3 separate regions of the Homo sapiens genome follow, and all the other regions are linked to region 2. A link is a contact called in ENCODE Hi-C or POLR2A ChIA-PET data. All regions are on one chromosome and are shown on one strand. The core of a region is the stretch at or near the end of the contact, and the rest is flanking DNA. Distances in the headings are between cores, read along the strand shown.

The links. Hi-C counts contacts between places; a loop is a spot of excess contacts on that map. ChIA-PET counts read pairs that join two places held with the same protein, here RNA polymerase II (POLR2A). Pooled maps may share reads with other maps.
Region 1: a pooled map shows a loop between it and region 2 (4-fold over the local background). The contact joins the enhancer-like site here to the promoter of HINFP in region 2. A Hi-C loop is called at or near these places in 2 of 50 pooled maps. POLR2A ChIA-PET finds 5 or more read pairs at or near these places in 2 of 52 experiments (Caco-2 and activated B cell).
Region 3: a loop to region 2 is called in a pooled map, with 4 times the contacts of the local background. The contact joins the enhancer-like site here to the promoter of HINFP in region 2. A Hi-C loop is called at or near these places in 1 of 50 pooled maps. POLR2A ChIA-PET finds 5 or more read pairs at or near these places in 3 of 52 experiments (A673, GM12878 and activated T-cell).

Annotation. Positions count from the first base shown.
Region 1 is chr11:118,819,248-118,823,181 of GRCh38, forward strand. It overlaps the pseudogene COX7CP3. Among named protein-coding and RNA genes, the nearest start is that of DDX6, 30 kb to the left of the region's middle. RefSeq lists an enhancer at 1,814-1,893. Within about 2 kb of position 1,289, at least 22 of the 41 ENCODE cell types and tissues checked have a DNase peak (open chromatin) inside an H3K27ac peak, as active enhancers do.
Region 2 is chr11:119,119,388-119,123,042 of GRCh38, forward strand. HINFP (histone H4 transcription factor) reads left to right here and starts at 2,193. Exons shown (of 10, transcript NM_198971.3): 1 at 2,193-2,252. RefSeq lists a silencer at 1,927-2,206.
Region 3 is chr11:119,508,661-119,512,281 of GRCh38, forward strand. No RefSeq gene overlaps it. Among named protein-coding and RNA genes, the nearest start is that of THY1, 87 kb to the left of the region's middle. RefSeq lists silencers at 1,755-1,844, 2,508-2,697. Within about 2 kb of position 1,596, at least 2 of the 41 ENCODE cell types and tissues checked have a DNase peak (open chromatin) inside an H3K27ac peak, as active enhancers do.

The sequences.
Region 1 (3,934 bases), core at 39-2,538, 300 kb before region 2:
GACCTCATTTCCATTAAAAATAAAAAATTTAGCCATGCATGGTGTCATGCACCTGCACTTCCCAGCTATTCATGAGGCTGAAGCGGGATGATTTCTTGAGCCTGAGAAGTCAAGGCTACAGTAAGCTGTGATTAGCCTGGGCGACAGAGCGAGACCCTGTCTCAAAAAAAAAAAAAAAAAAGAGATAATTTATGAAAGAATATGTACACACACTCAGAATGATGCATGTGGCTTAACTGTTTACAAGTGTGAATAAATGGCTCATTTACATAGAGTATCACATTTAATCCTCTCAAAGCCCTAAGGGGCTTGTTATTATAATCTTCATTTTATAAATGAGGCAGTTCAGAGAAATGAGGTGAGTTGTTAAAGGTCACAACCAGTAATTGTTAAAGCCTCAATTTAAACTTAGGTCTGTCTAGAGCCTGAGATTTTAAGAATTATGTGTGCATAAATAATTTAAAAATTAAATTTTCTTTGGCTCTCAAGGACATGTATTTTTGCATCTGATTTCAATTAAGCTAAATACATTTGGTGCCGACTAGGTACCGAAGACATTTATATAACTTAAGATAATATCACAATGTATTTACCTTCTCTAAGCACTCCTTCAGCTTCCCTGATTAGGAGGCGGCTGGGCCTTGAAAGAAAACTTCCTTTCTGATGTACGGAACAGAGGACTAGGAGCCTGCGTGAGTAGGTCTTAGGGTGAAGGAAGCCTTTTCAGAAGGGGAGATGAGGGAGAGAGGAAAATGAATTGGCAGGAAAAAGGCAGAAAAGGTATATTTCAAGAGGGAAGTCTGAAAATTATTTCCATCAGAGCTTTCTGTGACTTGTTTTAATGATAGCCATCCAGGCTTTTTATTTTATTTATTTATTTTATTTTATTTTGAGATGGAGTCTCACTCTGTTGCCCAGGCTGGAGTAGAATGGCGCGATCTCAGCTCACTGCAACCTCCGCCTCCTGGGTTCAAGCGATTCTCCTGCCTCAGTCTCCTGAGTAGCTGGGACTACAGGCGCCCACTACCACACCCGGCTAATTTTTGTGGTTTTTTTAGTAGAGACAGGGTTTCACTATATTGGCCAGGCTGGTCTCAAACTCCTGAACTTGTGATCCACCCATCTCGGCCTCCCAAAGTGCTGCGATTACAGGCATGAGCCACCGCGCCTGGCCAGCCATCCAGTTCTTGAAGGCCAAAGAAAGCATAATAAACCTGAAGATTCTTGGCAGATCCTGGCATTGCTGGACTGCAGGGTGCATAAACACCCTGGGTGACAGATGACGTGGCCGGCCATCTCAGGCCCATCCCTGTGCACTGGGTCTGGACGGTGCCAGCTCCTTGGCAACACTGCAGGCTGTTATGACCCTGTGCCAGGGCGGGGGAGGGGCCGAGCACCAGGTGACGTGGCAACACCGCAGTCAAAGGAAAGCCATGCTAAGAGGCCACTGCCCCGCAGTCCTGTGACAGGCAAGGGGAATGCAGGAATATTGGGGAAGAGGGGAGGGGTGGAGGGGAAGGATCATTGTTGCACGGCTCTAGCAAGAAAGAAAATCTAAAATTCTGCTTCATGGCTCAGCTCCCAGCACAGCTAATGCTTGGAATGGACCAGTTGCCTGGACAGTTTCAATTATTTGTCATAAGCAGCTCAGGCCTTGGTGTGCAGATTTCCTTTGCCCCTCAGTTTCAGATAGCCCACTGTGGCCCCTGCTCATGATTCAGACTGAAATAGCTGCCTGTTTTGCATGCCAGTTAAGCCTGCATTTCAGTTCTTGTTTCTTTGAAAGGACCTGTCAGGGAAGCAGTATGAAATGTCAGGTTCCGGTTTGGTATTCCCCCTCTACCTTCAACCTTGTAGCTTGACTTTTGTGGGATTCCCACTCATGCTCAGAGTCCCCTCATGCGAATAGGCTTATCTAATTCACAAGTAGCTCGGTGATGTGATGATGCCTGGCCCTGTGAAATCATATTTTTTCACCTTACATCACCTTCCATGGACTGGCTGGAATTCAGATTAGTTAGCCATCCCATTCTTGCTTGGACATGCTTATTAAAGATAGAGGATATTGGCCAGGCGCAGTGGCTCATGCCTGTAACCCCAGCCCTTTAGGAGGCTGAGGCAGGTGAATCATCCAAGGTCAGGAGTTCAAGACCAGCCTGGCCAACGTGGTGAAACTCCGTCTCTACTAAAAATACAAAAAATTAGCCGGGTGTGGTGGCACGCACCTGTATTCCCAGCTACTCGGGAGGCTGAGGCAGGAGAATTGCTTGAACCCAGGAGGCAGAGGTTGCAGGGAGCCGAGATCGTGCCACTGCCCTCCAGCCTGGGCAACAGAGTGGGACTCCATCTCAAAAAAAAAAAAAGGCATTATCAATTATCAAGGAATTATCAATTTCTTCCTACAAAATAACTGAGGAGTCCTACATAGATCTTTACAATTGTCTGTGTAGAAGTTCAAACTCCTGAAAGTTGGCTAGTCCTTGTTCATATCTACCCCATACCTGTGTTAATACCGTTTACATTTACTCTTTCAGACACAGGGGAACAAGGTCCTGAGCAAAGGAGGACTTGGTATGAACAAGTGGGTTTGGTGCCGCCATTGCTTCTGGCTTGGGTCTCTGCAACTTTGGTGGAGCTTCCAAGAGCTCCATGTGGGGACGGAGCATTAGATGGTTGACAACATCTGTGGTCTGCAGGAGCCACTATGCGGAGGGCCCAGGGAAGAATTTGCCATTTTCAATGAAAAACACGTGGCAGTTACTAATTATGATGACTTTGTACTGGGATCGGGATCTGCGGCACCCTTCTTTAAAGTAAAACACCAACTGCTTAAGAAATAAGAATGTTTTAGTTTATCCATTGAACAGACATGAAGAGTGTTTCAAGAGATGCAATCCCTTTGAAAAATGGATCAAACTCTTGAACTCATGTAGCATACTAGATATGTTTGTGAATAAACTCATGACATGAAAAATCAGTCAATCAATTTAGCCTTGGACATAAATAGATAATGGCTTCTCATTCCCCGTTTACAGTGGCCCCTCCTTCTCTTGTCTTTTCCAAATACAAGACCGCTTAGATCTTTATCATCATCCTGAGGAGCTGATATTCAAGATTATATGTAAGACATGGGGAACTTGAACTCAGAGGGGTTTTTTTGTGTTTGTGTGTGTGTGTGTGTGTGTGTGTGTGTGTGTGTGTGTGTGACAAGGTCTCACTGCTGCCCAGACTGAGTGCTGTGGCACAGTCACAGCTCACTGTAGCATCAACCTCCTGGGCTCAAGCGATCCTCCTACCTCAGCCTCCTGAGTAGCTGGGACCACAGGTATGCACCAGTATGCTCGGCTAATATTTTTATATTTTGTAGAGACAGGGCTTTGCCATGTTGTCCAGACTGGTCTTGAATTCCTGGACACAAGTAATCTTCCTGTCTTGGCCTCCCAAAGTGCTGGGATTACAGGTGTGAGCCACCGTGCCCAGCCAGAATTGGAGATTTTTAAATACAGAAATTCTCAAGTGCTTTGCCCAGGAAGGGCTACATTTGTCAACTTTTCTGGCTGCTGGAGCAGGTCAGAGAGGGCTAATATTCCTGTCAGAGGTGGTAGATTTCCTCTGACCCCATTTGTTCATCTCTACACTTTCTGAAGAAAAGTCCCTTTTCAGATGTCTATATATTTTTAAATATTCTCATTATTTAGAAAGCTCCTTTCTTTATGTTCTGAGTGAATTACTCCCATGTGTTAAGAGTTGGGAAGTGATAGGAAAGGTAGGGTCCAAGGAAAGTAGTCAAAATTGATCAAGGACCCAGCTGAAAGATAAATGAAGTTGAACAGTTCACAAAAGAGGAAATATATTGGGCTAAAAGACACGTGGGAAAATGTTCAACTTCACTAATAACAAAAGAAATGCAAATTTTAAGAACCAGGTACCGTTT
Region 2 (3,655 bases), core at 943-3,442:
CATTTTTGAATGAATAAAGTTGGTAAGATATATTTTGTTACTTTTGAATTACATTTTTTAAAACGCTTTTTTTTTTTTTTTGAGACAGAGTCTCTCTCTGTTGCCCGGGCTGGAGTGCAGTGGAGTGATCTTGGCTCACTGCAACCTCTGCCTCTCAGGTTCAAGCGATTTTCCTGCCTCAGCCTCCTGAGTAGCTGGCACTACAGGCACCCACCACCACACCTGGCTAATTTTTGTATTTTTTGTAGAGATGGGGTTTCGCCATGTTGGCCAGGCTGGTTTCGAATTCCTGACCTCATGATCCGCCCGCCTCGGCCTCCCAAAGTGCTGGGATTACAGGCATGAGCCACCGCGCCCTGCAAAACCCTATTTTAAAATAGGGACCAAGTTATAACTCACTGTTGTTAAAACCAAAATTTATGCACAAGTATGACTTTACTATCTTAATGGCATTTTAAATTTTATTTTATATATATTGAACATTTAATGTGTTTTCTGATTGTACAAATTATATAGGTTTATTTTTAGATTAGAAGATACAGAAAACTACAATGCAATAAAATATCAGTCTTAACCAACTTTATTAAGGTATATTATTTAACAAGTATGTCTTGAACCCTTACTGAGTTTCAGCCACTGGGCTAAGTGAGTGATGGGTTTTTTGTTTTATTTTGTTTTTTGTTTTGTTTTGAGACAGAGTCTTGCTCTGTTGCCCAGGCTGGTGTGCAGTGGTGCCATCTCAGCTCACTGCAACCTGTGCCTCCTGGGTTCAAGCGATTCTCCTGCCTCAGCCTCCCGAGTAGCTGAGATTATAGGCGCCCGCCACGATGCCCAGCTAGTTTTTGTATTTTTAGTAGAGACGGGGTTTCCCCATGTTGGCCAGGCTGGTCTTGAGCTCCTGACCTCATGTGATCCACTCGCCTCGGCCTCCCAAAGTGCTGGGATCACAGGCGTGAGCCACGACACCCGGCCCACTGATGGAGTTATAAAGGTGAAGAACTAGTCTAGTGAAGAATGCAGACTGAGAGTAAACAGACAAATACAATGTGACTGAGCTGTATTGTTAAATACAAGAAAGGACTATCAGGAAGACTTTTTGGAAAAAGAAGCATCTACACTGAGACCATAAAAATTAGTAGGAGTCAGTCAAATAAATGTGGGAGGAGGAGAAAGGGATTATTCCAGGTAAAGAAAACAAGTTCAAGGCTTGAGAGGTAAAAGGTGGCTTGGTGTGGTGGAAAAGGTGAAAGAAATTTGCGACTGGAGAGCAAGAAATATGGTCGAGAAGGACTAAAAAAAAGTAGACAGGGAGAGCCCAGATGCTGAAGGGTCTAGAAAACCTCAGTATGGTTTTGGAGCTTTGCCCTGAAAGCAATAGAATGCCTTTGAATTGTCTGAAGCAGATGGTAACTTGATCAGGTCTGCTTTTTGCAAAGTGGAGAATGCTTTGGAAGGAAGCAAGTGTGCACGCAGCGGGACCCATTAGACTAATGTATAAATCCTGCCTGGAGGTCATCACTGGACAGGGGAGGTGGGGGAGGCGGTGAAGATAAACAAAAGGGGATAAATTTGAAATATCCTGTTTTAAAAGGAGGTAGAATCCACAGAACTTGGCAATGGATTGGATGTGAGAAGTGAGAGGAATCAGTGATGACTGCCAGCTTTCTGACCTGAACGAGTGGATGAAGGGAAGCCGAGTTTTGGGGGGAAAGAGAAACATATAATACCAACATTTAAAACATAATAAGACTAAGAGGCTGAAGGAAAGGGTAGAACCTTCAATCTGAGCCGAGCGGGGCCGACAGCGCTGGGCAGCATCCCACGCCTTTTTCTCCGCGAGGCCCACGCAACCAGCCAACTAAAGCGAAGAACCACGTGAGGGAGACCCCACTGCGCACCAGGCGCGAGCCCTGCGCATGCCCGTTGGGTCCCGGAGGCCGAGCCTGCGCAGTTAGGGGAACTCAGGCCCATAGGCTCCCCGCCTTTGCGTTGCCCTGAGCAGCGAGGCGCGGTCACGTGCTACCTTTTGCACGTATCCTGTCGCCCCTCTGTCCGCCCGGGACGCCTAGCCCCACCCACTGTTCCCGCCCCTTCCGTGTTTTGGTGCGCACGGGTTCCGCCAGACACAGCTACCATTGGCTGTCAGTCGGATCCGAGAACGACGATTGGCTTTCCTTGACCGTCCCTCAAGCGCCTCTCCGGAGATGGTCTGAGGTGGGAGAAGAGCTGAAGAGACCTGGAGCCGACAGACGGTAAGCTGGGGTATGTGCTCTGCAGGGGCTGCAGGAGGCCAAGCTCTTCCCGAGCCACCTCGGCGAGTATTCTTGCCGCTTGGCCACGCTGGTCTGCCCTGGTCCGGTCCCCTCACCCCGACTGGAACCTCCCTGCTTTCTAGTCTAGGGGCTTCGCTGCGGCTGAGACTCGGTCGCCGCCACGCCTTAGCGTGAAGGATTCCGGGAAGCCTGCGGGACTGCGAGTGGAGAGGTTTTGCCCAACGGGACGGTCTCCTTCCTTCTGTCCAAATTCTACCTGTCCTTCGAGGCGTGGTGCGGGCCCCACTGCTTAGGGGAGACTTCCTTTTCGCCTGACCGCGGAGGTGTCTCTCTGTCCTGGTCTCCCTCATCGGGTACTTTGTTTCGGTCGTTGTCTTCACGTATCAGTCTTATCTTTTTGGCCAAATTATGAGTTCTTAGGCGTTTAGGACCCTTTTTTTCTTGAATACCACAGTTCATTCATTGTCTTGCGTTACAGTATATGCCCTCTTAAGTGTTAAGAGGGTAGAGTGAAGATCATGCCCCTATCTCCTCAGAGTAGAAACAAGAGACACAGAAAGAGAAATTAAAGAAGACAGGAGGACAGTCAGAGAGCGTCAGGGAGTTTTGCCTAGGTTTCAGATCATTCTGTATCGCCAGCTAGCTTGCCTCCTTGGACTTACCCACCAGTCTAACAGCAGGTGTATGTTTAGAATATTTGTGCTCGGCACAGTGTAGGGACACGGGCAGGTGTGATATGGTTTCTGCTCAGAAGCTTCTTATAGTCCAATTGGGTAAACGAGACTAGAACACATAAAACGACCATGGCAACATGAAAATAGGGTTGAAGTTTTATGGTGTCAGCTGTGCCAGCCATAGAACTAAGGAGCAAGAGTAGATTCAGGGATGGGGTAGTTTAGGAAGGCTTCCCGGAATGTGATTATCTCCTGATATTTATTGAGTACCTGGGGTGTGCAAAGCTCTGTGCTGAATCTGAGAATGAGAAGTGAATAAGTGATGGCCACTGTCCTGAGAAACTCCTAGTCTAGGGGAAACAAGTTTCATTGCATTGATAGCAAAGATGTGTGTGGATGCCGTGGGCAAGAGATGGGATATGCCAGCTGTACCTGGATGAATTGGGAAGGGGGTCATCAAAGAGAAGACTTTGGGGTTTGAAAGGCGAATAGAAGTTGCATAGGTAGGCCTGTCGCGGTGGCTCACACCTGTAATCCCAGCACTTTGTGAGGCCGAGGCGGGCGGATCACTTGAGGTCAGGAGTTTGGGACCAGCCTGACCAACATGGCAAGACCTCGTCTCTACTAATACTACAAAAATTAGCTGGGCGTGGTGGTGCGTGCTTATAGTCCCAGCTATAATACTTCGGAGGCTAAGTCACGAGAATC
Region 3 (3,621 bases), core at 346-2,845, 390 kb after region 2:
ACTCGCGGTTAGGGGCTGGAGACCGGCCCGGCCAACACAGCAAAACCCCGTCTCCACCCAAACCAGTCAGGCGTGGCGGCGCGTGCCTGCAATCGCAGGCATTCGGCAGACTGAGGCAGGAGAATCAGGCAGGGAGGTTGCAGTGAGCCGAGATGGCAGCAGTACAGTCCAGCTTCGGCTCCGCATGAGAGGGAGACCGTGGGTAGAGGGAGAAGGAGAGGGAGGGGGAGGGGGAGGGGGAGACTTGAGGATTTACCAATGAAAGAGACATGGTCCCAGGTCTCAGAGAGCTCAGAGGTGTGTGTGTGTGTGTGTGTGTGTGTGTGTGTGTGTGTGTGGAGTGTGGAGGGATGGTGGAGACTCACACAGAGGTTTATGCCTCTGTTCACACTGCCATGATCGAGGCATGAGGCTGGGCATGATGGCTCATGCCTGTAATTCTGGCATTTTCAGAGGCTAATGATGGAGGATTGCTCGAGTTCAAGACCAGCCTGGGCAACATAGTGAGACCCTGTCTCTACACACACAAAAAGCCAGATGTGGTGTCGTGTGCCTCTAGCCCCAGGTACTCGGGAGGCTGAGGTGGTAGGAATGCTTGAGCCCAGGAGTTTGAGGCTGCAGTGAGCTATGATCGCACCATGGCACTCCAGCCTGGGTGATAGAGCGAGACCCCATATCTCCAAAAGGGGTGGGGGTGGGGGGGAAGAGGAATGAGCAAAATGCCTGGGCTTGAGGGAATTCAGGCAAGGGGCCACCCAGGGTGAGTCTTCAGAATGAGTCATTCTCATCAAGGGTGGGGCACACTTCTGCAGCAGTCAGTGCTATGGTCTGAATGTTTCCCCTCAAGATTCTTACGTTGAAATCTTGGCCCCCAAAGTGATGGTATTTGGAAATGATGGTATTTGAAGGGTGATTAGGTCATGAGGGTGGAGCCCTTGTGATTGGCATTAGTGCCTTTTGAAAGAGTCCTCAGAGAGCTCTGCCCCTGCTAAAATGTGAGGACACAGCTAGAAGGTGCTGTCTGTGGACATGAAAGAGGGCTCTCACCAGAGACTGAATCTGCTGTGCCCCAGTCTTGGCCTTCCCAGCGTCCAGGACTGTGAGAAATAAATTTTTGTTGTTTATAAGCCACCCAGTCTATGGTATTTTGTTATAGAAGCCCAAAAGAAATGAGACATCTAGGGTTCATAGCTTTAGGCAATAGAAGCCGATTCAGACCAGCTAAGCAGAAAAGGAATTTATTAGAAGAATATGGGGTGTCTCATGTAATCAATAGTGTTAGGGAGGGCTGGAGAACCAGACTTAAGACTACGCTTCCAGGCACGATGCCCACGACATACAGAACTAGATGGATGGGGAAACCACAGCTGCTGCTGCCTCACCAGCTTCAGCTGCCACTGTCACTCCCCACTGACTGCACTTCCAGGCCAGGAACTTAATCTTGCTACCGTTTCTAACCCCCAAAGCTGGACACATTCTTACCACCCTTGTCAGCATGATGGGTTCTGGGTATGGTCTCCTTCCCCAAACTCCTCCCTTCTAGAGAGGAGTCTCTGGGGAGTGAAGCCAATGGGTGGAGTCAGAGACATCTGCTGTGCTCCAGCTGCAATGGAGGCTGGGTAACCCAGTTTCTGCTTTCTGCTTTCAGAAGGTGTGACTCATAAGACTGGAAACTCCTGAACGTAGCAAGGATGCTGGCAGCCAAGCCAATGACTACAAACATGATAAAGTCCATTACAAGGATGGAAAGTCCACAGAACAGAAAATGTGTCTATTTTTTCACCAGTGACCCTCCAGCACTCAGCTATGCCTGGAACAAGGTAGACAGTCAGAATAACATGTCGAATGAATGAATGAATAAATGGCAGAGAGGGTGGTGATGATCAGGGGGCTTGGACAAGCAGTCCTTTTACTTACAGATATCCCAGGAAAGATTTGAGGCCTCTGGACAGCTCTTTGAGCTTAATTTGGACCAGTCTTGCCACCCAGTCTGTGATCTGGGCCATTGGTCTGATTCTCTACTCTTTGACGAATGGGCAAAGGCCTGGCTCTTGGAATTGGGTGAAAAGAAATTGACCCAGCTCAAGTGGGGAAGGTTGAAGCACACATGGCTGATGATTAAAACATATATTGATTTCAGCAATCTCTACACACTTTCTCCACTGTTACTACGGTGGATGTTGTTTAGCCCAGTGTCCAGTCTGAATTTCCTCCTTCCTGACAGACCCTATTGTTGTTCTGGCACCCCTCCTCAGGGTGTGTGTCTCAGGGAAGGAGTTGGTCTTATCCCAGCTCCTGAACCACCTGCTTGGTCTAAAGTAATCCTCTCTCCTTACCAACGATTGGTCAAGAGTGGGCCAATAAGATGCAAGCAGGTATTTTTGGGGGTGGGATGGAGGAAGACATCTTTACGCTTTTGAAAGAGTTTTTGAAGGTTGCTCTAATCTAGTTTTCTCGGAATGTTGTTGTGGGTGAGTCTAAGGCCCTTAACTGCCCCAGCCATCTCTGATCTAGTCATAGATAGCGTACATACACACACACACACACATGCACACACACACATGCACACACACACACACACGTCACAGGGAAACAGGGCCAGGCTTCCAGACAACACCAGCCCTGAATTCTGCCCTACCTGCAGGTTTCCAGAGCTCCATAAGATCGGAGCCACTTTGAGTTTTGGATATTCGGTGTTTTGTCTCTGAGTACCCCCCGACAGCTACCCGGACCACTGCTTGCTCGTGTGTGTGATGGCCCCAACCCCAAGGCAAGACTGGCATCTGGCTGATGCTGAGGGGCTAATAAAGGATGGCCCCCTGCCCGTTCTCAAATGCCCTCCTATGGGTGCATGTGAGTCTGAGATGCATCAGGGACGGGCTTTCCTTTCAAGGCAGCCCTGTGTCTAAAGGACCCTGTTTAGGATAGAAATGCTCCAAGAATAGGTGACCCACAGCCAGTTAGCATCGCAGAGCATGAAGGAGTTGGTCAGGGAGGTGTGAAGCCAGCTGCCAGCCACCCTAGGGACTTGGATGGAAAGAGACCTTGGGCAGAGGGAAGAGAGGCAGAGCTTCCCTTCTGCCCAAGGTCTCTGTTGAGCAGACTCTGCTGAGCACGTGGCATGTCCTGTGACCCCCAATTAGGAAAGCAGTTGCGGGAACATATCTGCCTCCACATCACCGCCCCACAGGGGCATGGACTGCTTCCACATTATTTAAAGAGAAAGGAGGGCATGTTCTTCAGGTCTCCAAAGGGCTCCCTATTTCCCTGGGAGGGGAGTCGGGCGGAACATAAATAAGACAATTTATTCAGAGAAACCATCTCCCCTATTTACATTTAAATTGAATAATTTAAAACACCTTTACCCATTTCCATAAATTATCCCCTGTCGGACGGGCAGCACAACTGTGCAGAGGGGGTTCCGTCCTGGGGAAAGGCCTAATTACATTCCCTGCACAAGGCTGGGTGGGAGAGGGAGCGTGGGGAGGTGGGCAGGGGCGGGCAGGCCTGGGAGGAGGGAGCTCCATGAGGGGCAGATGTTTGCCTTATAATTGGCAGGAAGAAGGGGGTGAGGTGATAAGAAAGTGAGGTGCCTTTAAGAGCTTTAAAATCCAGGGGTAA